4 separate regions of the Homo sapiens genome follow, and regions 2, 3 and 4 are each linked to region 1. Evidence: chromatin loops called from intact Hi-C (ENCODE). Cell type or tissue: mammary epithelial cell. All regions are shown on one strand. Links, peaks and the distances in the headings refer to the core of each region. The heading gives the core; the rest is flanking DNA. Region 1 holds the start of LINC01716 (long intergenic non-protein coding RNA 1716). Region 2 overlaps CSTF1 (cleavage stimulation factor subunit 1). Region 3 has its middle 46 kb from the start of MC3R. Region 4 has its middle 61 kb from the start of MC3R.

Region 1 (5,917 bases), core at 361-5,360:
CTCCACCTTTTTTCCTGCTTTTCCTCAGAGACAAACTTCTCAGCACCCCCTGCCTCCTTTCCTCAATTCCCGTCCATTCTCCAGCCCACTTCCAGCTGGCTTTGGCACCCACTGTCCCTCCTCTCAGATTCACTCTTGTCAAGGTCACCAGGAATACCCGGTGCACAGTACAACAGGCACTTCCATGTCCTCGCGGGATGGGTCTTCCCAGCTGCACTTGACGCAGCTGACCCAGGGTGCTCCCCTGCTTCCCCTCCTGGGGCACGCTCATGGCTTTCCCGCCTCCTCCCTCTGACCCTCCTGCCTCCTCCCTCTGATCCTCCTGCCTCCTTCCTCGGACCCAGGGCGCTCTCCTCCCTCCTCTCCTGGAACACGCTCATGGCTTTCCCACCTCCTCCCTGGCCATCTCTTCTCAGTCTTCATTTCCAACTTTTCCTCTTTCTGTTCTCTGAATGTTGGCTTTCTGCATGGCTAAGCCCTGGGTCCCCCTCTAGCTAGACTCTCATGGGATGGTCTCATCCATGGCCAAGGTTTTTAACATAATCTAGAAGCTGAGACTCCCATATTGCATCTCTGGTCTTGCTGTCAACTCACATGTCCGTGGCCTGCTGGATACCCCTGTTCTGTCTCTTGGGCATTCCACACTTAGTGTTTCCTAAATCAGACTGTCCAGGGCCTTCCACATTGGTTTGCTCCCAGTCTCCCTTGGAGCCGGCACTGGTGCCACCCTTCCACCTGGTGCCTGGCTGCCAAGCTTGATTCCCTCCTCCTCCTCCCTAAACCCTCCCCTCCTCAGACCTCACTTTTTCCATCCTCACATTGCCACCCTAGGCCAGGCCACCATCAGCTCCTGCCTGGACACTGTGACAGCCTCCTAAGTGATCGACAGCCCCCATTTTTCACGCTGCTGCCATTGAGATCTTTCTAGAATAAAAATCAAATCAAGCCAGTCCCTTGCTTAAAACCATTTCACGCTCCCTATTGCTCTTCAGGTGAAGCTAACCTCCTTAACTTGGTTTACACAGCCCTTCCCAGCCAGCCCCTCCCTGCCTCTCCCACCTCCAGTGCCACCCCCAGACCTCAAGTGATCCACCCACCTCAGCCTCTCAAAGTGCTGGGTGGTGGCTCACACCTGGCGTCGTCCTCTTCCTCCCTTCCTCTTCCCCTGCCCCTTCCCCTTGCCCTCCTCCTCCTCCTACTCCTCCTTCTTCCTCCTCCTTCTTCTATGAGTGGTCAGTTATTCCAATGATAGATTACAGAATTGGCTTCTGCCTTTCAAAAATTAAATCATAACCCATCTCCTGAAGTTTGAACACAGCCTTGCCTAATTTTGTTTCATTTATGTTATTGTTATCACTACAGTTATTTGGGGTGGCCTGAGGACACGGCTGGAGCTGGAGTGTGGCTGTGACCTCCTCTTGACATCTTTCTGCACCACTATTAATGGTATCCCAAGTGCTGGGCACAGAGGAGGAGATAGATCAATATTTGATGAATAAATGGCTGGGCGTGGTGGCTCACGCCTGTAATCCCAGAACTTTGGGAGGCCTAGGCAGGTGAATCACCTGAGGTCAGGAGTTCAAGACCAGCCTGGCCAACATAGTGAAACCCCATCTCTACTAAAAATGCAAAAATTAGGCCAGGCGGGGTGGCTCACGCCTGTAATCCCAACACTTTAGGAGGCTGAGGTGGGCAGATCACCTGAGGTCAGGAGTTCGAGACCAGCCTGACTAACATGGAGAAATCCCATCTCCACTAAAAATACAAAATTAGCCAGGCGTAGTGGCACATGCCTGTAGTCCCAGCTACTCAGGAGGCTGAGGCAGGAAAATCGCTTGAACCTGGGAGGCGGAGGTTGCAGTAAGCCGAGATTGCGCCATTGCACTCCAGCCTGGGCAACAAGAGCAAAACTCCGTCTCAAAAAAAAAAAAAAAATTAGCTGGGCATGGTGGGGCATGCCTGTAGTCCCAGCTACTTGGGAGGCTGAGGCAGGAGAATTGCTTGGACCCAGGAGACGGAGGTTGCAGTGAGCCAAGATCACGCCATTGCACTCCAGCCTGGGCGACAAGAGCAAAACTCAGTCTCAAAAAAAAAAAAAAAGACTTTGATGAATAAATGAATGAACGAATGAAATCACTCTCAAACCAGAGCTTCAAGTTTCATGTTATTGGCCTGGAGCGGTTAATTTTATCAGCATACACAAGACTCTCAGTCTCCAAATCATGGAACTATAGGATGGCAGGATGGGAGAATCCCTGGACCACCCAGGGCCCAACCTCCAAATTTATCAGTTGAGCCAGCTGAGCCATTGCTCACCCACAGTTGTCCCGGAGCAGGCAGGCTGCCTGCAGGATGGAAGAACGTGGAGGAGGAAGGGTGTGCAGGGGCCAGGTCTTACCTGGATTTGTTGATTTTATTCTCAATATGATGAGAAGTCCCGAGAGACTTTAACATAATCCCTGATCTTATTTTATTTTATTTTATTTTATTTTAAAGATCATTGCAATCCCTGCAAAACCAGATTCAGGACTGGAGAGAGAAAATAAGGTATGGGCTGGGGAGTCAACACACATTTGTGCCTCTTTGATGGCAAGGCCTAGGAACACATGCCTGGGGTCAGCTTGCCATCATGTGGCCAAACCTAAGGACTGCACATCTCCCATCTTGCTTTCCCAGGGCTCCGTGTACTTGTGGAGACAGGATTTGGACCCAGGTCTCTCCTCCCACCAAAGTTCAGGGTCTATAGGCCTGAGTTCAAGTCCCGGTTCCTGCACTCCCAGCCATATGACCAAAGAGGATTCAGGTTCTGTATCCGACTCATGGGGACAGCAACACACTCATCTCTCACAGTGAAGACCCAGTAAGAAATGGCAGCTGTCAGCCAGGTGCAGTGGCTCACGCCTGTAATCCCAGCACTTTGGGAGGCCGAGGCAGGCGGATCACGAGGTCAGGAGATCGAGACCATCCTGGCTAACACGGTGAAACCCCGTCTCTACTAAAAATACAAAAAATTAGCCAGGCATGGTGGCGGGCACCTGTAATCCTAGCTACTTGGGAGGCTGAGGCAGGAAAATGGCATGAACCCAGGAGGTGGAGGTTGTAGTGAGCTGAGATCGCACCACTGCACTCCAGCCTGGCGACAGAGTGAGACTCTGTCTCAAAAAAATAATAAATAAAAGGCCAGGCGCAGTGGCTCAAGCCTGTAATTCCAGCATTTTGGGAGGCCGAGGCGGGCAGGTTGCCTGAGCTCAGGAGTTTGAGACCAGCCTGGGCAATATGGTGAAACCCCATCTCTAAAAAAAAAAAAAAAAAAATTAGCTGAGTGTGGCGGCGTGTGCCTGAAGTCCCAGCTACTCAAGAGGCTGAGGCAGGAGAATTGCTTGAACCCGGGAGGCAGAGATTGCAGTGAGCCGAGATCGCACCACTGCACTCCAGCCTGGGTGACAGAGTGAGACTCCGTTTCAAACAAACAAACAAACAAAAAAAATAGGGGCTGGGTACAGTGGCTCACACTTGTAATCCCAGCACTTTGGGAGAGGATTGCTTGAGGCCAGGAGTTTGAGACCAGTCTGGGCATCATGGTGAGACCTCCATTTCTATTAAAAAAAAAAAATTATAATAAGTAAATGTCTAACCACCTTATCTTAGGGAGGAAGAAACTGAGGCTCAGAGAAAAGCAGGTAGAAAGCAAGATTTCTCGGGCCAGGCACAGTGGCTCACACCTGTAATCCCAGCACTCTGGGAGGCCAAGGCAGGCGGATCACCGGTCGGGAGTTTGAGACCAGCCTGACCAACATGGAGAAGCCCCGTGTCTACTAAAAACACAAAATTAGCTGGGCATAGTGGTGCATGCCTGTAGTCCCAGCTACTTGGGAGGCTGTGGCAGGAGAATCACTTGAACCCGGGAGGCGGAGGTTGTGGTGAGCTGAGATTGTGCCATTGTACTCCAGCCTGGGCAACAACAGCGAAACCCCGTCTCAAAAAAATAATAATAATAAAAGAAAGAAAGCAAGAATTCTCAAGGCTCTGTTCAAAATGCAGGACTTCCACTCCCCAGGTCAGCAGTGAGCCCAAGGCTCTAGCTCCAGCGGAAGGCTGGACAGTGTTAGGGCCGGAGGTGCCAGGCAGGCACCCCAGAATGAGATGCAGAAACGGCCAGTGAGGACAGAAGCCATGGTGCTTTGGAAGCCCAGCTCCTTCTTCCTGCTGATGAACAGGCATCCAGAGAGCCTGTGAGCGGGGCTGTGTGCTCCAGGTCATGTCCCAGGTGTACAGAATTTCAGGAATTTAGTGGAGCTCTCGCCCAGCAATTTTTTGCTTTACAGGAGAGGAAGCTGAGATCCTGAAAGAGGTGGGGCCCGGCCCAGGGTCACTCAGCAATTTTCAGTAGCTGCTCCCTACTGGGGAACTGTGTGTCTGAGGTCGTGGCCATCTGTCCAAAGAGCTTCTTCTGACCAAAGTGCTCATTTTCATAGTGTGACCACAGAGGTATGTATTTTATAACCTTACCTCATTTCATCATCCCAGCAGCCTTGCAGGGAGGTTTATTTCCATTTTGCAAATGAGGACTCTGAGGCTCAGGGAGGTGACGTGACATGCGCAAGGCTGGGAGGGGTGGGTGAGGACTTGCCCTGTCTCCACTGGCCTCCAGACCCTGCGCTCACAGCTGGTCCCGTGTGGCATTACAAGAACATTTGAGCTTCTCAGGAGGGTTAATAAAGGGTGTAAGAAAGGACAGATCTTTAGGAGGGCCGTCTTCAGAGTTTACTTCTCTGTGTTCTAGAGAGAACCAACGACCCTCATGCATTGCTTTTTGGCAAGGGAAATGAAGGATTCAGGACAGTGGGCACTGGGCACCCACAGGGTTTATTCAAGCAGCCGAAGCTCCTGCTTCAGAACCTTGGCACGGTTAGGGCCCAAATAAGGGTCTTTTCCTTCTCACTTTGAACACAGCCTCGCCTAATTTTGTTTCATTTATATTATTGTTATCACTGCAGTTATTTGGGGTGGCCACCCCCATCCCACAGCTGCTCCCACCCTTCTCTGCTGTAGAAATGGAGGAGGGAAGGCCCAGTGGCTCCAGTGTGAGGGGAAGAGACCTGACTGCACCTGGGCTGTGTCTTCTCCGTCCACAGTACACCCGTGGGAAGAGGAGTCGGGGCATCCCTTGCTGGAAATACCCCAGCCCTGAAGGTTGCTGGCAAAACCACCATTTAATTCAGAACAAAAAGTCTGCTCCAGGAGCCCCTGAGAGCGTCAAAAAGAACAAGGTGGGTGGGTTGGGGGGAAACATCACTGAGAGGCTACCTAGGCCTGGATCCCCGGCAGATGCAGGTCCACAACCCGACGCCGACCACTGGCCGGCCCTCCCGAGTGTCTGACTGCGGGACTACCTGGCATCCACTCGAAGAGACCAGCCTGGGGCATCCCTCCCTGCGCCCCAACCCCTGTGGACACTCCCTCGGGAGCATTTCTAACTAGGCCTGGGTATGTGAAAAAAGAGGAATCCTTTCGCAGAAGGCAGGCTGGACCTGGGAAAACAGTTCTCCATGGATGGAGAAGTGAGGGGATAAAGGATGATGAACTTAGCTGTTTTCTTTCCTGTCCACATTGTTTCTAGGTTCTTTGGAACCAGGGGTCATCTTTTATCTCCCACAGTAACTCATGTCTGCCTTAGACTTATTTCCAACCCCTCAAGATCAGTTGAAGATCTTTGTAGGATCTACACATTCATACTTTACTTACTGACACCCCACAACCTGTAAACCATAACAAAATGCACCTGCTGCACACATCTGAAAGGTTTTCTTTTTTTTTGTTTTGTTTTGTTTGAGACAGAATCTTGCTCTATTGCCCAGGCTGGAGTGCAATGGCGTGATCTCAGCTCACTGCAACCTCTGCCTCCCGGGTTCAAGTG
Region 2 (5,917 bases), core at 460-5,459, 180 kb before region 1:
GTGTCACGCGGCTCCAAGAAATAGGAGGTTGACACTGGTGAGCATCTTTCCAGTTTGGATCTAGAATTTTATCTTGGCCTTTTTAAGAAAAAACACTTGTTTTGTTACGCCCTTAATTTTGATTTCTTTCAGGAATGGAAAACGATGACACCGCAGTTCAGTATGCAATTGGTCGTTCAGATACTGTTGCCCCTGGCACAGGGATTGACCTGGAATTTGATGCAGATGTTCAGACTATGTCCCCAGAGGCTTCTGAGTACGAAACATGCTATGTCACATCACATAAAGGACCATGCCGTGTAGCTACCTATAGTAGAGATGGACAGTTAATAGCTACTGGGTCTGCTGATGCTTCGATAAAGATACTTGACACAGAGAGGATGTTGGCCAAAAGTGCCATGCCAATAGAGGTAAAAATTCCAGTCACATACTTATTGATTGCCTTCTGTTTTTCATTTTTGGAAAAATGAGAGTATGGTTGAAACCAGCTTTAGTTTGCTACAGTTGTGGATTGTGCACTTGGATTCAGACACATTCTGTGCCTTGAGCATCTCTTCTTGTTGGTCTAGGTCATGATGAATGAGACCGCACAACAAAATATGGAAAACCACCCAGTGATTCGAACTCTTTATGACCATGTGGATGAAGTCACGTGCCTTGCTTTCCACCCAACAGAACAGATCCTGGCTTCTGGTTCAAGGGATTATACTCTTAAATTATTTGATTATTCCAAACCATCAGCAAAAAGAGCCTTCAAATACATTCAGGTAGGAATCTTTAGAAAGGAGCTTTACATTTTTTCTTAAATACAATGAGCTATTGTACAACTATTCTCTTTTTAAAAGTAGTCTCAGTGATCATCCTGTAAGATGCGTACAGACCAGGATGCATGCCCGATGGCACATGGATCAGATTTTGTTGGCACATAGATCACATGCTATCATGTACCTGCTCCCTCTGGCTGGTCAGAGTTTATAATCTGACCCTTTGGAGGGTTTGGAATCCATATCACTCTCTAAAGGTTGTAGATCCCTGTTATAAACAAAACACGACCAGCTTCACTAATATATAACTTAGAGGAATAAAAAAAAAGTTCATTTGAAAGTATTAAGTATTTCCTGGCAAGGTGACATTCGGTACCCTATTTTGAATATGCATTGCAGAAATACTAATGTTTTAGTTGTGGCTTCTGTCTGTTTGATAATTAAACTAGGCTGGTTGCAGTGGCTCATGTCTGTAATCCCAGCACTTTGAGAAGCCAAAGTGGGAGGATCACTTGAGCCCAGAAGTTTATGGTCAGCCTGAGCAATGTAGTGAGACCTCATCTCTACAAAAAATTCTTTTAATCAGCTGGGCATGGTGGCACGCGCCGATAGTCCCAGCTACTCAGGAGGCGGAGGCAAGGATGATCATTTGAGCCCAAGAGGTTGAGCCTGCAGTGAGCTGTGACCATGCCGCTGCACTCCAGCCTGGGCGACAGAGCAAGACCCTGTCTGAAAAAAATAATAATAAACTTAATTTTTCACTCAATATTTGCAGCCCTAGAGCAAATTAAAGAAGCTCTTAGGTACAAGTTGTACTTCAGTTAACCATGCATGAATGTGTCATTGTCTGATAATACTCCATCCTTAGTTTACTCAGTGTTCATTTGTAAATAATGAAGCTCACTTCTGTAGTTTTTGGAATAATATAACCAGTAAATATTTAGTTTTGGAAATCTATTCAAAAAATACTTTCATATGTTCCAGAAAGCACTTTTTTTCTTATGATACCTGTGTAATATCTAATAATTGTTTTATAGATTCTTTTCATCAGCCAGATATTTTCCACATTTCCTCTGGATTTAATTGTTCACCAGTTGGTCACTTGTATTAATGTCTCTGTCCCAACAGGAAGCTGAAATGTTACGTTCCATCTCTTTTCATCCTTCTGGAGACTTTATACTTGTCGGAACTCAGCATCCTACTCTTCGCCTTTATGATATCAACACCTTTCAATGTTTTGTCTCTTGCAATCCTCAAGATCAACACACCGATGCTATATGTTCCGTTAATTACAATTCTAGTGCCAATATGTACGTAACTGGAAGCAAGGACGGCTGCATCAAATTATGGGATGGTGTTTCAAATCGATGCATCACAACTTTTGAGAAAGCACATGACGGTGCTGAAGTTTGTTCTGCCATTTTTTCCAAAAATTCTAAATACATTCTCTCAAGTGGAAAAGACTCTGTAGCTAAACTTTGGGAAATATCAACGGGACGAACACTGGTCAGATACACGGGTATGTGAGACGTTGATGTTACTTAACATTTCTGTAGTGTTTACACTTTCCAGAACTCTCTTTTAAGACCTCACAATAGAGCAACACAATATCTATGCATTGAGCAAGGCAGATGTTACCCTTTCTTAGATAAGAGGAAACCAAGACTTACAGGTTAAGTCATTTAGCCAAGGCTACACGACTTGGAAATAGAACGGTGCTTTCTTTGCTCTTCTGAGCACCTCACACCGTGGACTAGGGCTGGATTCCATGCAAGTAACATTTGAGAACCTGGTGATCCATTTGTAGACTGGCATGCCCTCTTCCCACAGAAATGTGAAAGCAATCCAGAGAAAAGTTTCCAATAGTAGATCTCAGTATTATTAATATATGTATTCATGAAAGAATGGCTGAGAGGGAAGATCTTATCCCATTCCTAAGAGAGCAGACCTAGCCCGCAAAGGAAACCACGTTAATTCTGAATGCAGATATAAAGTAGGCTCAGCAGACAGAAAAAAATTGCATCCACTGAATTCTCATTTATGTATGTTGGTCTCATTGGTAACAGTAGTGCCTGTGGAGTCTTTTTATAATGAAATCCATTTAAATTTATCCTATCACTAGTAGGGCCCAAGTCTGGTTATTTGATAATGAATGTTAAAACACTGTCTTCTGTTCCTTGTAGCAGCAAAGACTGTTGTTTGGTAGAAAACCTCCAGAAAATTTCTGATTGTTTCTTCCATTGTGAGATATGTTTGTATCATACACTAAAATTGGCATGAGCATAACTCAAAAAAAATCACAAGAAAACAGTATTGGAAGGGACTGGATTGTGTTTAAGTTTGCATTGAAGAGTCAGTGACATCTGACCCACTAGGGGGCAGCATAACTTGCCTTAGATTTGTCTCATTGTAACCAAAGTTCCCTTCCCCAGCCATCTTTCTGGCTTCTGGTACCACTAGCAAATCTTAGGAAGAGCCATTTTTATCATAATTCTTGGTGACTTCATTGAAACACTTGTATAAAGTTGTTCTGAAAAGTATTTATTATAAAGAACTACTTTATAATAGTTGTGTTTGTTGCAAAAAGAAGATAAAAAAGTGATCAGGGTAAATGTGAAAGTACTCCCCCTATAGAAGTTATAACTGTTTTAAGGAGTGTGCTGTATCTGGACAGATACACACCAGCCTACTGACAATAGCTTATATATTTGCTCTAGGAATGTTTTGGGTGTTTTATAATAGTATGAGGTTGATTGGCTTGTTTTAGTGGGGAATAGCAGTGTGGTTTTTCAAAAATGTGATTATGCTGAATTTATGCACAGATTCCCCTTTTCCTTTTTTCTCATTTCACAGGTCAAGCGCCTGTCATGTCAGCATGTTAAGATTTCTGTTCCCAGTTTTAATAATTAGTTAGAATTTGGGCCAGGCGCGGTGGCTCACACCTGTAATCCCAGCACTTTGGGAGGCCGAGGTGGGCAGATCACAAGGTCAGGAGTTTGAGACCAGCCTGGCCAATATGGTGAAACCCCGTCTCTATGAAAAATACAAAAATTAGCTGGGCTTGGTGGCGGGCGCCTGTAGTCCCAGCTACTTGGGAGGCTGAGGCAGGAGAATAGCTTGAACCTGGGAGGTGGAGGTTGCAGTGAGCCGAGATTGCGCTGCTGTACTCCAGCCTGGGCGACAGAGTAAGACTCCGTCTCAAAAAATGATAATAATAATAATTAGTTAGAATTCAGAGGGTTTTTGAAATGATGAAAAAGGAAAAACTATCAAAACTTTAGAAATTGGGATGCAAAAAATTAAAAACAATATAAATAACATACAGGACTGGGAGAAAATGGTTATAGCATATATACAGATGTTAGACATTGAGTTAACATCCTTAATCTATAAAGAGAACTCATATGGGAAAAAGATGAGTCCAAACTCGAGAAAAAAGGAGCCAAAGGACAGGGGGCTGCAGAAGAGAAAAATGGTCAGGAAATGTAAGAAAAGGTGGCCAGCCTTGCTGCAGACCCAAGAAATGAATATGGGGACCTGGTTTTGTTAATCAGATTTCAGGAGTCTTAAAGATTTATATTATCTACTATTGATAGAGATTTCGGGAAATCATATTTTGTTGGTCAGAGTCAGCTGGTAAAATATTTCAGCACAGTTTGGTGTCATATCAAAATTTTAAATACACGCTTTTTGACCCACTATATCTACTCTTAGAAATTCAACCTAAAGAGGTAATTGGACAGACATGCACATGCCCATAAAAGGATGTGTGTCCCAACATCATTTGGAGTGGCTGAAAGTTAGAAACAGCATAAATGTCCAATAAGAAGCACTGAGGAAATCTGTTACGCATCCATGGACAACATACACCTTTAAAAATAAGTATGCATGCTAACATGGGCTGAGCACTCGCACTCCAGAGCCTCCTTTGCATTCTCTTATTCTTAATCCTCACAGCCTTATGGGGTAGGTTCTGTAACTACTCCATGGAACAGATGAGAAAATTAAGGCTGAGGAATGTTAAGTAATTTGCCCAGGGTCACATTAGTGTTGAACCCACATCTGACCACACAGACTTTGTGTTTTTATCCACTAAGCTGTATTCTGTCTTTACAGATCTGCACTACATATGCTTGAATATTAATAGTATATGACAAATGCTCTGACTTAAAGAAGTTACAAATGAAGCCAGGGACTGTGGCTCACACCTATTATCCCAGCACTTTGGGAGGCCAAGGTGGGCAGATCATCTGAGGTCAGGAGTTTGAGACCAGCCTGGCCAACATGGTGAAACCCCATCTCTACTAAAAATACAAAAATTAGTTGAGTGTGGTGGCACATGCCTGTAATCCCAGCTACTCAGGAGGCTGAGGCAGGAGAATCTCTTGAACCCAGGAGGCAGAGGTTGCAGTGAGCCGAGATCACACCATTGCACTCCAGCCTGGGCAACAGAGTAAGACTCTATCTCAAAAAAAAAAAAAAAAGAGAGAATTTACAAGTGAGCACATAACACTTAGATATTTCGAAAGAGTATTCACCAAAGTATTGACTGTTACCTCTGATGGGTGCAATTATTAGGCAGTTTTTATTTTCCTTTTTATACTTTATTTGGTACTTTTAAACATAAAATATGTAATTTATAGTCATAAAAAGGCTTCCTTTTGGAAAGTAGATATTCATATACTTTGTCTCAGTAATTCTGTCTCTAGGAATTTACTCCTAAGGAAATAAAGCTTTCTGTACAAAGGATGTTCATTACAACATTACTTATAATTGATATAAACTAAATGTCAGGAAGTAAAAGAATTGTTAAACAGGCCGGGCATGGTGGCTCACACCTGTAATCCCAGCACTTTGGGAGGCCGAAGCAGGTGGATCACAAGGTCAGGAGATAAAGACCATCCTGGCCAACCTGGTGAAACCCTGTCTTTACTAAAAATACAAAAATTGGCTGGGTGTGGTGGTGTCCACCTGTAGTCCCAGCTACTTGGGAGGCTGAGGCGGGAGAATCACTCGAACCCAGGAGGCGGAGGTTGCAGTGAGCCGAGATCACGCCACTGCACTCCAGCCTGGCGACAGAGTGAGACTCTGTCTAAAAAAAAAAAAAAAAGATCACACACAAAAGAATTGTTAAATAAGTAATGGGGCTTCTA
Region 3 (5,917 bases), core at 441-5,440, 380 kb before region 1:
GAACATGCTGGGCATGCTCCAATCTTCAGGTCTCTGCACTATCTGTCCCCCAACACATCTGCATAGCAAACCTTTACCTCATTCAAGAAGACTGGCTACTCTGTTTAGCACTGAAACTGCCTTCTCTCTCTCCCAACTGGCACTCCCAATCTCTTATACCCTGCTATATTATTTTTCTCCATAATACTTAACGTTTTCCAACATACTTTTTATTTACTTATGTTTCTTGTCTTCTTGTAGAATGCTATTATGGTAAGAGTTGGGATCTTTGCTAATTTTTTTTTTTTTTTAGAGATGAGGTCTTGCTATGTTGTCCAGGCTGGCCTCAGACTCCTGACCTCAAGTGATCCTCCTGCCTCAGTCTCTCAAAGTTCTGGGATTACAAGCATGAGCCACCACAGCCTGCAGTCCTTTGCTTTGTTCACTGATATATACCCCAAATGACTAGAACTACCAGGCCTTTGTGAACGAATGAATGGTAATCTGTGTTCTACTCAAGAGCTTGTTCTTGTGTGGGGAGAGCAAGTTGTATAGCTTTGTAGCTCATGCTGTGCATTTTTCATATAAAGTAAAGACTGTCAACTCGGGAAGCTAAACAAAGAGCACTTTGATGATGCAGGGACCTAGACTATAAGGGCACTGTTTCAACAGTGCGTCCGCCAAACTGTACCAGACTTGTCTTCAACAGTGACACCATGTGGCAGCTAAAAGCAACTGCAGTGGTGGACTGATGTGACTCCAGTCCTGCCCTCTTTGGGTTAAGTAAGCTGCAAGGACTCTGCCAATGGCAGGGAGTGAGAGAGAGTGAGAGTGTCAATGGGAGGTGCTAGAACTACTGCTAAGAAGCCAGAGAGGAGGGCTCCAGCAATTGATTAGAGAATCAGTGAGATATAATGGCACATGTAGGCTACATTAGTGGAATTACTAATACTAACTCAGGTAAAAAGCACTTCACATGGTAATGGGAACATAGTGAGAGAGTGCTCAATGGTGACTAACATTCAGAAGGGAGGAAACAGGAGAAGAATAATTTTTAAAATGTAATTTGTAGTGGGCTGAGTGGCAGCCCTTAAAAAGATATGTCCACTGAACACAATGTCCTCCAAATATTGGCTATCCTCATCCTAACCCCCAGAATCTGTGAATGTGACTTTATTTGGAAACAGAGTTTTTGTAGATATAACTAAGGATCTCAAAATGAGATTATCCTGGATTGTCTGGATAAATTCAGCGGCAGTGTCCTTATAAGAGACAGAAGACAAAACACTGAAAAGAGAGGAAGGCTGTGTGAAGACAGAGGCGGAGACTGAAGTGAAGCGGCCAAAGGACACCTGAGCCATGAGACACTAGAAGAGGCAGGGAAGGATTCTCCTAGAGCTTCCACAAAAAGCATGGCCTGCCAGTACCTTGATCTCAGACTTCTGACCTCAGAACTACGAGAGAATAAATTTATGTGGTTTTAAGCCAGTTTGTGGGAATTTGTTACAGGTACCCCAGGAAAGTAATCCACAATCCTATAGAGATTATCCTACATCATGGGGAGAGGGAGGAAGGTATAAGTGAGGTAAGGTGACAGTTTACTTATTGGGCAGGGGGTACTGATTAAACTACCCTAATGCTGATAATAACCAGCCTTGACCATAGGAAATTTACTCGAATTATTTTTACAACATACTAGTCACCCACCTTCCTTCCTAGTTGAGGAGATCCAAGACCCCCTGGTGGCCATCAAGCAGACCATCCAGGGCAAAGTTCCTTATCTGATGAATTCAGAAGTAATTAGACTTTCCTATTAGCTAAATGCCTGCTTTAGCTAATGGCTCCAGGCTTCTTTCCCCAAAATTTAGAAGTAACTAGAATTTCTATACATCTCCAGAATGCATGCATGTCAACCCTTGCTGACATTAAGGTACCAAAGCAACTACAAGTGTAAGCATTTATCATGACCTATGTGGCTAATATGGTCCAAATTACCCTGAAGTTCCCGCTTTAAGGTTCATAAATAGCCCAAAGGAAAATCCACCACGGCACACTCAGTCCTGTCTTGCTGAAGTGCTCTGCTGCATGCTGCTACAGCGCTTTCTATCTAATGAAACTTTCCTTTCAAACCCACACTGTTGTCAGTAAATTCTTCTTACTACCTGTGAGTCAATTCATTTCTGATGCCAGGGCTCTGATACGTTGCCTGGCCATACTGACCTTTCAATATTAAACACCAGGTACAGTAATAATGTAGCAAATGTGTTGCTGTATTTTCATAATTCATGGCAGGCTGCTGCCCACTGTTGCAAATAAGGTGATGTTGGAACACAGCTGTGCCCATTCTTTCAGGTGTGGTCTGTGACAGAGGTGACCAGTCAACAGAGACCATATGCACAAAAAGCCAAATTACTTATTATCTGACCTTTCATGGAAAAAAATGCCAGCCCCTGGGCTAGATCAGGGAAGACTTTGTAAACCAGGTTAAGAGATTATAACGTTTTATCACATGTACAGGGGTGAGTTACTGAATGGATTTAAACACAGAACTGATCCATATCCACTTTTAGAACAATCACTCTGCAGTATAAAGGTTGAAATTGGGGAGTGAAAGAATGAAGGCAGGAATTTCAGTTGGGAGGCTGGGTCAATAATCAGGTGAACACTGAAGGTAGCCTGGGCCCCACGTAATAAGGTAAAACGGGCTCCGTTTTCATGTCCACTTTTGTAATCACACTGTCTCCCAGGTCCACTAGATGGCAACACCACACAGGAAAATCATTCATCTCCACCACAATGTCTATTTTAGTGTCCTCTATTATTATAGAAACTTAAGAGCTATAATTCAAGTATTTCAGTGACTTAACCCCTTGTGTAGGTTTCAAGAAGAACCTACTCCATATTAAGTTACATTTATATCCAGACTCTGTGTTGTTTAACAGAGCAAACGGGCCAGGGCATCATATGAGAAACTGAAAGATGAACGAACTTCAACTCTCCAATTAAAATATGCTGGTGTAGCCAACAGAAAAATGGATGGAAGCCCCAAATGGACCCATTTACTAAAGAAGAAATATGAAGACCAATAAGCGCAAGAAAAACTGCTCAGCCTCACTAATCATCAAAGAGATGTCCATTAAAACAAAAATAAGATATAATTTATGCCTAACAAGACTGTTTTTCAAAATGATGATCCCAGCATTGGCAAGAGCGTGAAAAATGGGGGCAAAACACAGTGGCTCACACCTGTATTCCTAGCACTTTGGGGGTCCCAGGCAGGAGGATCACTTGAGACCAAGAGTTCAAGACCAGCCTGGGCAATATAGCAAGACCCCATCTCTACAAAAAATTTTTAAAAATTATGTGGGTGTGGTGGTGTGCACCTGTGTTTCCAGCTACTCTGGAGGCTGAGGCAGGAGGATTGCTTGAGCCCAGGAGGTTGAAGCTGCACTGAGCTATGGTTGTTCCACTACCCTCCAGTATGGGCAACATAGCAAGACCCCATCTCAAAAAAAAAAAAGAAAGAAAAATGGGCACTGCCAGGCAGTGCTGCTGAAAACATAAATTGATATGATATTTAACAATTTTTAGTAAATATGCAGAATATTTTAATTGCAAATATTCATTGACTCAATAAATCCACTTCTACAAATATCCTAACACTATAATCAAGATGATAAATTCAAGGTTTCCATCAAGGATGTCTACCATAGCATTATTTATAAAACTAGAAATAGTCTAAATGGCCAATGTCAGAGAAACCATTCATCAAGGTATGTCCTCACTTCATTAAATCAATAAATAATCATTGAGCTTCTGCCATGTATTATGCACTACCTCATGCACTACGCTGAGTACTCAAATACTGTACTGAACACAATGGACCAGGTCCCTACTGTCACAGAATGGAATATTAAAAAATGGTATTTTCAGAGACTATTTCATAAGTTGGGAAAATGTCCATAGTATTATAAGTGGAAGGAAAATTTTTAAAAATGTACATGCAACATGCAAATTTAAATGTACATTATAAATATAGTATTAAAAATTTTAGTTCACAGTTTCATGTATGTAAGAAAGAGCACACTTCTTTATTTTCTATAAATCAACTTAATTTTACCTCTAAGCCCCAGTCCTGTAAGGTTAAGAAATTCAGCCTTGATCAGCCTCAGACCTTCCTCCTCCCATGCTCTGGAATTTTGTCAAGGTTCTGAGTCTCATCCAAGACCCAAGTATCTTTGCTCATGTGTGTACAGTGATTATCCCAAGACATCCATTGCCCCACCCCTGTGGTCCTGTCAGATCCACTGCTCTGGTCTTTCTGTGAGAGCCAGGAAAGGTCACAAGCCTGGGAAAACTTTAGGTCAGGATCCCCAGGGCCCAGCCTTGGACCATTCCCTAGGGCCTTGGTACATGTGGTTCATGGTCCAGCTGCATGGGCAGCACCTGGACCTCCCCCTGGGGACTTGCTGCCTGTGGCCCGGACCAGCTGCACCTGCATCACTTGGGCACGACTGGATCACAATCTGCATGTCAACCAGAGCCCTAGGGATTCATGTGCATATTTCAGTTTTAAAAGCACCGCCTTAACTGGTCTTGCCATACCTGCCAGGTGGAATGCAGGTTAGGGCCATTCTGGGACCCCCAGGGCTGGGCATTCACTCACTCACTAGTCTGCAGAAGTTCTCCCTTACTTCCATCAATGACCATTCATATGGACACAAAGGCAGCCCAAGAAGGGTCCTGTAGGCGACCCTAGCCTGCTGCCCTGCCCTGCCACTAGCCACCCTCACTCAGTTAAGGAGGAGCAGGGGCTTCTACCTGCTTTTAGGAGGAAACAGCAGGAGAAAAATTCAAGGAAGAAGCATAAATTCTAGCCATAAGTATATGTTGTTTTTCATGAAATCAAGACTAAAAAGAAAATATCACAATTTAACTTATGTAGCAACATTATAACTTATTTTTAATCCTAAACTTCTCTGAATTCAGCTTTCTACAATGAATATAATTCCATTTACAAACAGAAAAAAAAATAAGTATTTGTTAATAGAGTATACTCATGCTGGCAAGATACAAAGATGCAAAATCAATCCAGAAATAAGAAGAAAAATAGGAGGAACACTGGGAGTAGAACTTAAGTCTCCCATCCAACTCCTCACCAGGCCCGACCCTGCTTAATTCATGAGATCAGACAAGATCAGGATGGTTTTAGGGTGGTATGGCCACAGACCAGAGTAGAAATAAAAGTAACAACTTTTTAGATAGCCAGCACAGGTCAACTGCATTCGCTGAGAAGCTGACCAGATTGCTTAAAGAGCTGTCTAGTGTCTTCTCAGGGCTCTGGAGTTTATTCATTTAAATCTATTTCCAGGTAGGGTTGTTGAGATAAGCCATATAAGCTAGAATTCCTCTTCTCCAGGGCAGGTCATAGAAACCAGAGCCCCTTTTCTCCAAAGCCAGCCATAAAACCGAAAATGTTATGCCAAACTTCCTTTTCTGTGTAACCGCCATGGAGAAATTAAGACCCTCATTTCAGAAGGGTTCTACCCTGTACTCTGGCGGAAGGAATGCTGCACAGATGCCAAGAAGAATCTGCACAGACAGGCCTTGCTGGATTTTCCCATGCAGTCTACTGGCATTAGATCAGGCCCTTCTTGTCCAATCACATTTCTACACTCTGTCCCTGCTTCATCAAACCTAAGCAGAAAAATGAATAATTCAACTTAGGTATATTAGTCAGGGTTCTCTAGAGGGACAGAACTAATGGAATAAGTATATATCTATAAGGGGGAGTTTCTTAAGTATTAACTCACACCATCACAAGATCCCACAGTAACCCCTCTCCAGGCTGAGGATCAAGGAGAGCCAGTCCAAGTCCCAAAACTGAAGAACTTGGAGTCCGATGTTCAAGGGCAGGAAGCATCCAGCACCGGAGAAA
Region 4 (5,917 bases), core at 313-5,312, 390 kb before region 1:
ACGGCAGAAAACAGAGCCCATAGATCCTGATAAGGCAGAATCCTGAAGCATTGGTCCCTGCTAACTGTACACCCATAGCTGCCTGGGACCCATTCTGTCCAAAACAAAGGTCCTATAGAGTTTCCTTTTATTCTAGGAACACCACACATTATGATTTGGATCTGTGTCCCCACCAAATCTGTTGAATTGTAATCCTTAACGTGGGAGGTGGGGCCTGGTGGGAGATGATTGAATCATAGGGGTGGTTTCTCCTGAATGGTCTAACATTATCCCCCTTGGTACTGTCATCATGATGGTGAGTGTGTTCGCATGGGGTCTGGTTGTTTAAAAGTGTGTAGCACCTCCCACTTCTCTCCTTCTTGCTCCTGTTCCCACAATGTGAAATGCCTCACTCCCCATTTGCCTTCCACCATGATTGTAAGTTTCCTGGGGTCTGCCCAGAAGCCAAGAAGATGACAACATCATGCTTCCTTTACAGCGTGCAAAACTGTGAGCCAATTAAACCTCTTTTCTTTATAAATTACCCAGTCTTAGGTATTTCTTTATAGTAGTGCAAGAATGGATTAATCCACTCCATAACCCTCAGATACCTTCCTACCATGCATAAATTACCCCAGATTGGTCCCCATTGCTTGCAACCCAAGAATTCCAAATGAAACAGTTCTCCTCTCCCCACTGACTCTGCTGCAGGTCCAGGCACCATCAACAGCCTCTTTCCTGCTTCTATTCATGATGCTGGTTATCCGTAGATGACACAGTAAATGGTTTTGAGTGAATGTCTACTAGGCACCAAGCTCTGCGCTCAGCTGTCAGGAGCAGCAGGAAACATGATAGCTGCCCCCCAAAGTCACTGGCACAGGCAATGACCAAACAAAGGGACGCATGCTCAGATGATAGGGTGCTGGGGACATACAGGACAGAATCCCTCCCTTTAAACATGACACCTGGGTGTCATGAGGATCCCATTCTCCAGACTTTCCCCAGTGACTGGGAACATACATCAGGATGCAGCATGTGATTTCAGAAGTGCTATTGGAACAAGTTTTCCCAGCAAGGTGTTTTGCTCCTTTTTCTCAGGTTTTTCCATCAAGAGTCTCTTAAGGCCCCAGCGCGGTGGCTCACGCCTGTAAACCCAGCACTTTGGGAGGCCGAGGCAGGTGGATCACCTGAGGTCAGGAGTTCAAGACCAGCCTGGCCAACATGGTGAAACCCTGTCTCTACTAAAAATACAAATATTAGCCGGGTGCAGTGGCACGTGCCTGTAATCCCACCTATTCAGGAGGCTGAGGCAGGAGAATTGCTTGAGCCCAGGAGGCAGAGGTTGCAGTCAGCCAAGATGGCACCATTGCACTTTAGCCTGAGTGATAGAGCAAGACTCTGTCTACAAAAAAAAAAAAAAAAGTGTCTCTTAAACTACATTTTCATAGGCCTTTTCACTGCAGAGGTAACAAACTCAAATGCCAACTGGGGCCAGCTAGGTATCTTAGTCATTTGACACAGACACATTTTGTATATTAAACACATAGGAATATTTTCCCCTTCAATAAAAGATATGCTCCCTAACACTTGTTTTTTTTTTAAACCTATGTCCTCTTCTTCTACCTTTTGTTTTCAAACTTTTTATGAAGACATAGATAAAGAATGATATCACTTTCCTCTTAATTCTATGAAGAAAATAAATGTAAGTAAAATATTAAAGAATGACGTTGGTCCTCCCTGTTCTAGATACTGTAAGGCATGGTGGGGATTTATGGCAAACTGGAGAGCTCCTGTCCTGAATGAAAGGGAAACTTTAATACCAGCTAGAGCTATGAATTGTATGCAGGAAATCAAGTTCCCAAAAAATCTCTTTTCTGACAGAAACCAGAAATCCAGATTTTTATGCAAACGTATCTGATTTTTAAATGTTGGCAAACAATTCAAAGCTTCATTTTTTTAATGCCATGCAGGCCTACGCTCTGTAGTTTAAACAAACAAGTATGGGCCACATTCTGCCCTTGGGACATGAATTTTCAACCCCTTATGGGTACAGTACTGCCCAGGGTGGCCCCTGGCCTAGTTCTGGCATATTTGTGCAAATAAGATAAAAGTGTTCCTTCCCCCACAGATATTTTACTGCCATTCATCAGAAAAATTGTCCTAACAAATATATTATACAAATCCAAGACACTCATTGTAAGCATGGTGCCCTCTGGAGTTGGACAGTGTGAAACCTATACACCTGTACACAGCAGCCCTGTTTTCATCCTCTTTGAGCTTTTCGGGATAAGCCCCTAAAATCCCACCTACCATCTAATTTTTTATTCTCTAATTATGTTTCTGCTAATATTTGACATTATATTTATACCTGAAAGACAAATTGGAGACTGAATTACATTATCCTATCAGGGCAAGTCCAGTAACTGAGATTAAAGAAGATTCAAGTGGGCTTTTTGGCACAAATCTTAGCCCCTGTCTTCACTTTGCGACACGTGACTCTGTGAGCCACATCTGCCTGCGACAGGATAATCTATGCCAAGTCTTCTGAATCCTTTCACTTTCTAGAAATAGATGGATGTTATTGTTTACAGACGGAATTTCCATTGTATAAAACCACCTTATCCCAGCTATCAATTATTGTCATTATCTGTAACTAGGCAAGTTCCTTACAATGTTTGCTGAAACTATCTCAGATCAGTAATTAACTCCCCAGCCACCAGCTCTTGCCTTTCACATTTTAATGAGGAGCGTGACCATGAAGCCATTAGAATGTGAAAAATGAAAGTTATCACCAGTTATCCTTCTTTGATACAACAGACTCATTTCCTCTCCTCTGCTGATAGAGGATCAACAAATACTTTTTCCATTTTTTTTTAAGTAGGAAGCCTTTAGAGGCCAACCTACTTAGTGTAAAAAGACTACCAGCCACCCCCTGAGGCAGAAAGCACATTGCAGAGATTCAGTTGTTTTTTTCCCTCTGGCAAAATGCCTTGTTAATTAAGAAGCACACCTGCATAATTTAAACACATCGAAGCCGGAGTCTAGCCAAGTGTGCAGCTGACTGTCTCCCCTAATTGCCCACGCTCACCAGCACCCACCCTCATTAATAACGAAAAGGCTGTCCTCTCTCAGGGGTGCTCACCAACAATTCCCAAAGAGTCAGAGAAGTGACTGGGCCAGAAGGTGGCACCAAATCCTGTCTCATTTTGATGTCAGCCAAATGAGAAAGCTCATCTCCTTACGGAAAGGAGATTTTGCAGACAGGAAGGAAGTCTGGAGTGGAGGGTTTGCACGCTGGTTAGACATTAAATGACTTTCCAGACAAATCTGGTTTTCCTTCATGCAGAGGAAACTCCATTAGGAATGTTTCTACATTTAAGAGGAATCCCAGAGCTCAAAAGAAAACTTGGTCAAATATTTGGGGCTGCTCTCAGTAAAACGAATTGATGCCCCTCCAAGGAACGTTTCATAAGCTGGAGTTTACCCTTCCAGTCTGGTCGGCACAGCTCAGAAGCAATGGGAAATGGCAATTAGCACAAGGCAAATAGTGGCGGATGAGACCAAGCCACCAAATGGCCCTTCGAATGCCGTATTCCAATGTGACAGGACAGAATGAGGCAATGGAGTGAGCACCAGACAAGGAGCCAGAGACTTGGGTTCGAGAAGTGGCTCTCCCGTAGGTCATTCCAGAACCTCAAATCATTTCCTGCACAGAAGTTTGCAGTGGAGCAGCCCTGATACGCGACAGGTGAGGGATGACGTTGGCGTGAACGTGGTGAAAAGGAAACGCTTTTACACTGCTGTTGGGAATGTAAATTGCTACAAACACTATGGAAAACCGTATGGCGATTCCTTATTCGATTCAGCAATCCCACTACTGGGTATCTACCCAGAAGAAAAGAAGTCCAATATGAAAAAGACACAGGCACATGCATGTTTATAGCACAATTCACAATTGCAAAGATATGGAACCAACCTAAATGCTCATCGACCAACGAGTGGATAAAGAAAATGTGGTATAGGCCAGGGGCGGTGGCTCACGCCTGTAATCCCAGCACTTTGGGAGGCCGAGGCGGGTGGATCACCTGAGGTCGGGAGTTTGGGACCAGCCTGACCAACATGGAGAAACCCTGTCTCTACTAAAAATACAAAAAAATTAGCCGGGCGTAGTGGCGGGCGCCTGTAGTCCCAGCTACTTGGGAGGCTGAGGCGGGAGAATGGCGTGAACCCGGGAGGCGGAGCTTGCAGTGAGCCGAGATCCCGCCACTGCACTCCAGCCTGGGCGACAGAGCGAGACTCCGTCTCAAAAAAAAAAAAAAAAAAAAAAAAAAATTTGCCGGGCATGGTGGTGCATGCCTATAATCCCAGCTACTTGGGAGACTGAGGTAGAAGAATCACTTGAACCCAGAAGGCAGAGTTTGCGGTGAGCTGAGCTCGTGCCATTGTACTCCAGCCTAGGCAACAAGAGCAAAACTCCATCTCAAAAAAAAAAAAAAAACAGAAAGAAAATGTGGTATGTATACACCATGGAATACTACTCAGCCATAAAACGGAATGGAATAATGGCCTCTGCAGCAACTTGGATGGTGCTGGAGGCCATTATTCTAAGTTAAGTAACTCAAGAGTGAAAAAATAAATATACACATTCTCACTTATAAGTGGGAGCTAAGCTATGAGGATGCAAAAACATAGTGATATAGTGAACTCTGGGGACTCGGGGGGAAGGGTGAGAGAGGGGTGAGAGATAAAAGACTACATACTGGGTACAGTGTGCACTGCTTCAGAGACGGGTACTCCAAAATCCCAGAAGTCACCACTAAAGAAATTATCCATGTAACCAAAAACCACCTGTACCCCCAAAAACTATTGAAATTAAATTTGTTTAAAAGATGTAGCAATATATGTTGGGAAAGAAAAAAAAAGGACAGTGTCAGGGGTCTCCAATGCCTGGGATCAAATCCTATCTCTGATGCGTTTGAGGCAGGTGACTTTGGGCACGTTACCTCATCTTTCTGTACCTCAGTCACCTCTTCAGCATCCTCATGGGGTGGTTGTGAATATTAAATGAGATTATGTCCATAGTGCTGTCAATAAATGGTAATGGTTATTCTTAAGAATGAGCTAAAGGAAAACTAATTGGAAATAAACTTACTGGGGACAGACCTTTATCAGTGGCTGGAGGCCCTGTATCAGGACAAGGGCTAAGTTGGAATTGTTGTCATGACCCCATTAGACCCACATGTTGGAGAGGTCTAGGAAAAATCCGGTCAGTTTACCTAGTGTTGACTATTTACAGATTTACGTTACAATTACATTAAATGTTTATATACATCATCTCATTTACTTTAAACAGAACATCTGTGAGTCAGGAATTTAAGCCTCAGAGAGTTTAAGCAACTTCCCCAAGGTCACACAGTCCCTTTGTAACTTGAATCTACATCTTTTGTAGGCAACAAAAGTAGAAATGGGATTACAGGTGCACACCACCATGCCTGGCTAATTTTTGTATTTTTAGTAGAGACAGGGTTTCACCATGTTGGCCAGGCTGGTCTCAAACTGCTGACATCAGACGATCCACCCACCTCGGCCTCCCAAAGTGCTGGGATTACAGGCATGAGCCACCACACCCAGAAGCTACTCAGGAGGCTGAGGCAGAAGAATCGCTTGAACCCAGGAGGCGAGGTTGCAGTGAACATGAGATCACGCCACTGCACTCCAGCCTGGGTGACAGAGTGAGATTCCTACTCAAAAATAAATAAATAAAAATAAAAATGGAGATTTTGTTATTATAGCATCTAGTATGGGGTCTGGCACATAGAGAAAAAAATAACGAATTGGCTTGGATTGAATCGATGTTTGTAGTAACCTTTTTTGCCACAGAGTAGGAGAGAAGATGATATGTCACAGTGGTGAGCTCCTTCCAGAACCTTCCATGGGA

The links. A loop is a pair of places that touch in the nucleus more often than their neighbours do. Peaks named below come from ENCODE experiments on the same cell type or tissue, not always from the same donor. Only the 100,000 strongest peaks of a DNase experiment are listed, where the experiment ranks them.
Region 2: a loop joins it to region 1, with 22 times the contacts of the local background. A loop is called at or near these places in 17 of 110 quality-filtered maps.
Region 3: a loop joins it to region 1, with 15 times the contacts of the local background. A loop is called at or near these places in 3 of 110 quality-filtered maps.
Region 4: a loop joins it to region 1, with 9 times the contacts of the local background. A loop is called at or near these places in 2 of 110 quality-filtered maps.

Annotation. Positions count from the first base shown.
Region 1 is chr20:56,575,066-56,580,982 of GRCh38, forward strand. LINC01716 (long intergenic non-protein coding RNA 1716) reads left to right here and starts at 2,498. Exons shown (of 6, transcript NR_136537.1): 1 at 2,498-2,547; 2 at 2,677-2,885; 3 at 4,326-4,488; 4 at 5,136-5,270. In mammary epithelial cell, for the core only: a CTCF peak has its summit at 2,632 (motif pointing left); no DNase peak of the experiment used is centred there.
Region 2 is chr20:56,397,075-56,402,991 of GRCh38, forward strand. It overlaps CSTF1 (cleavage stimulation factor subunit 1), which reads left to right. Exons shown (of 6, transcript NM_001324.3): 3 at 133-410; 4 at 570-767; 5 at 1,893-2,283. Among named protein-coding and RNA genes, the nearest start is that of CSTF1, 7.4 kb to the left of the region's middle. In mammary epithelial cell, for the core only: a CTCF peak has its summit at 3,134 (motif pointing right); no DNase peak of the experiment used is centred there.
Region 3 is chr20:56,199,965-56,205,881 of GRCh38, forward strand. It overlaps the pseudogene RNA5SP487. Among named protein-coding and RNA genes, the nearest start is that of MC3R, 46 kb to the right of the region's middle. In mammary epithelial cell, for the core only: CTCF peaks have their summits at 704 (motif pointing left) and 2,723 (motif pointing right); no DNase peak of the experiment used is centred there.
Region 4 is chr20:56,184,859-56,190,775 of GRCh38, forward strand. No RefSeq gene overlaps it. Among named protein-coding and RNA genes, the nearest start is that of MC3R, 61 kb to the right of the region's middle. In mammary epithelial cell, for the core only: a CTCF peak has its summit at 3,156 (motif pointing right); no DNase peak of the experiment used is centred there; H3K27me3 peaks cover 120 bases.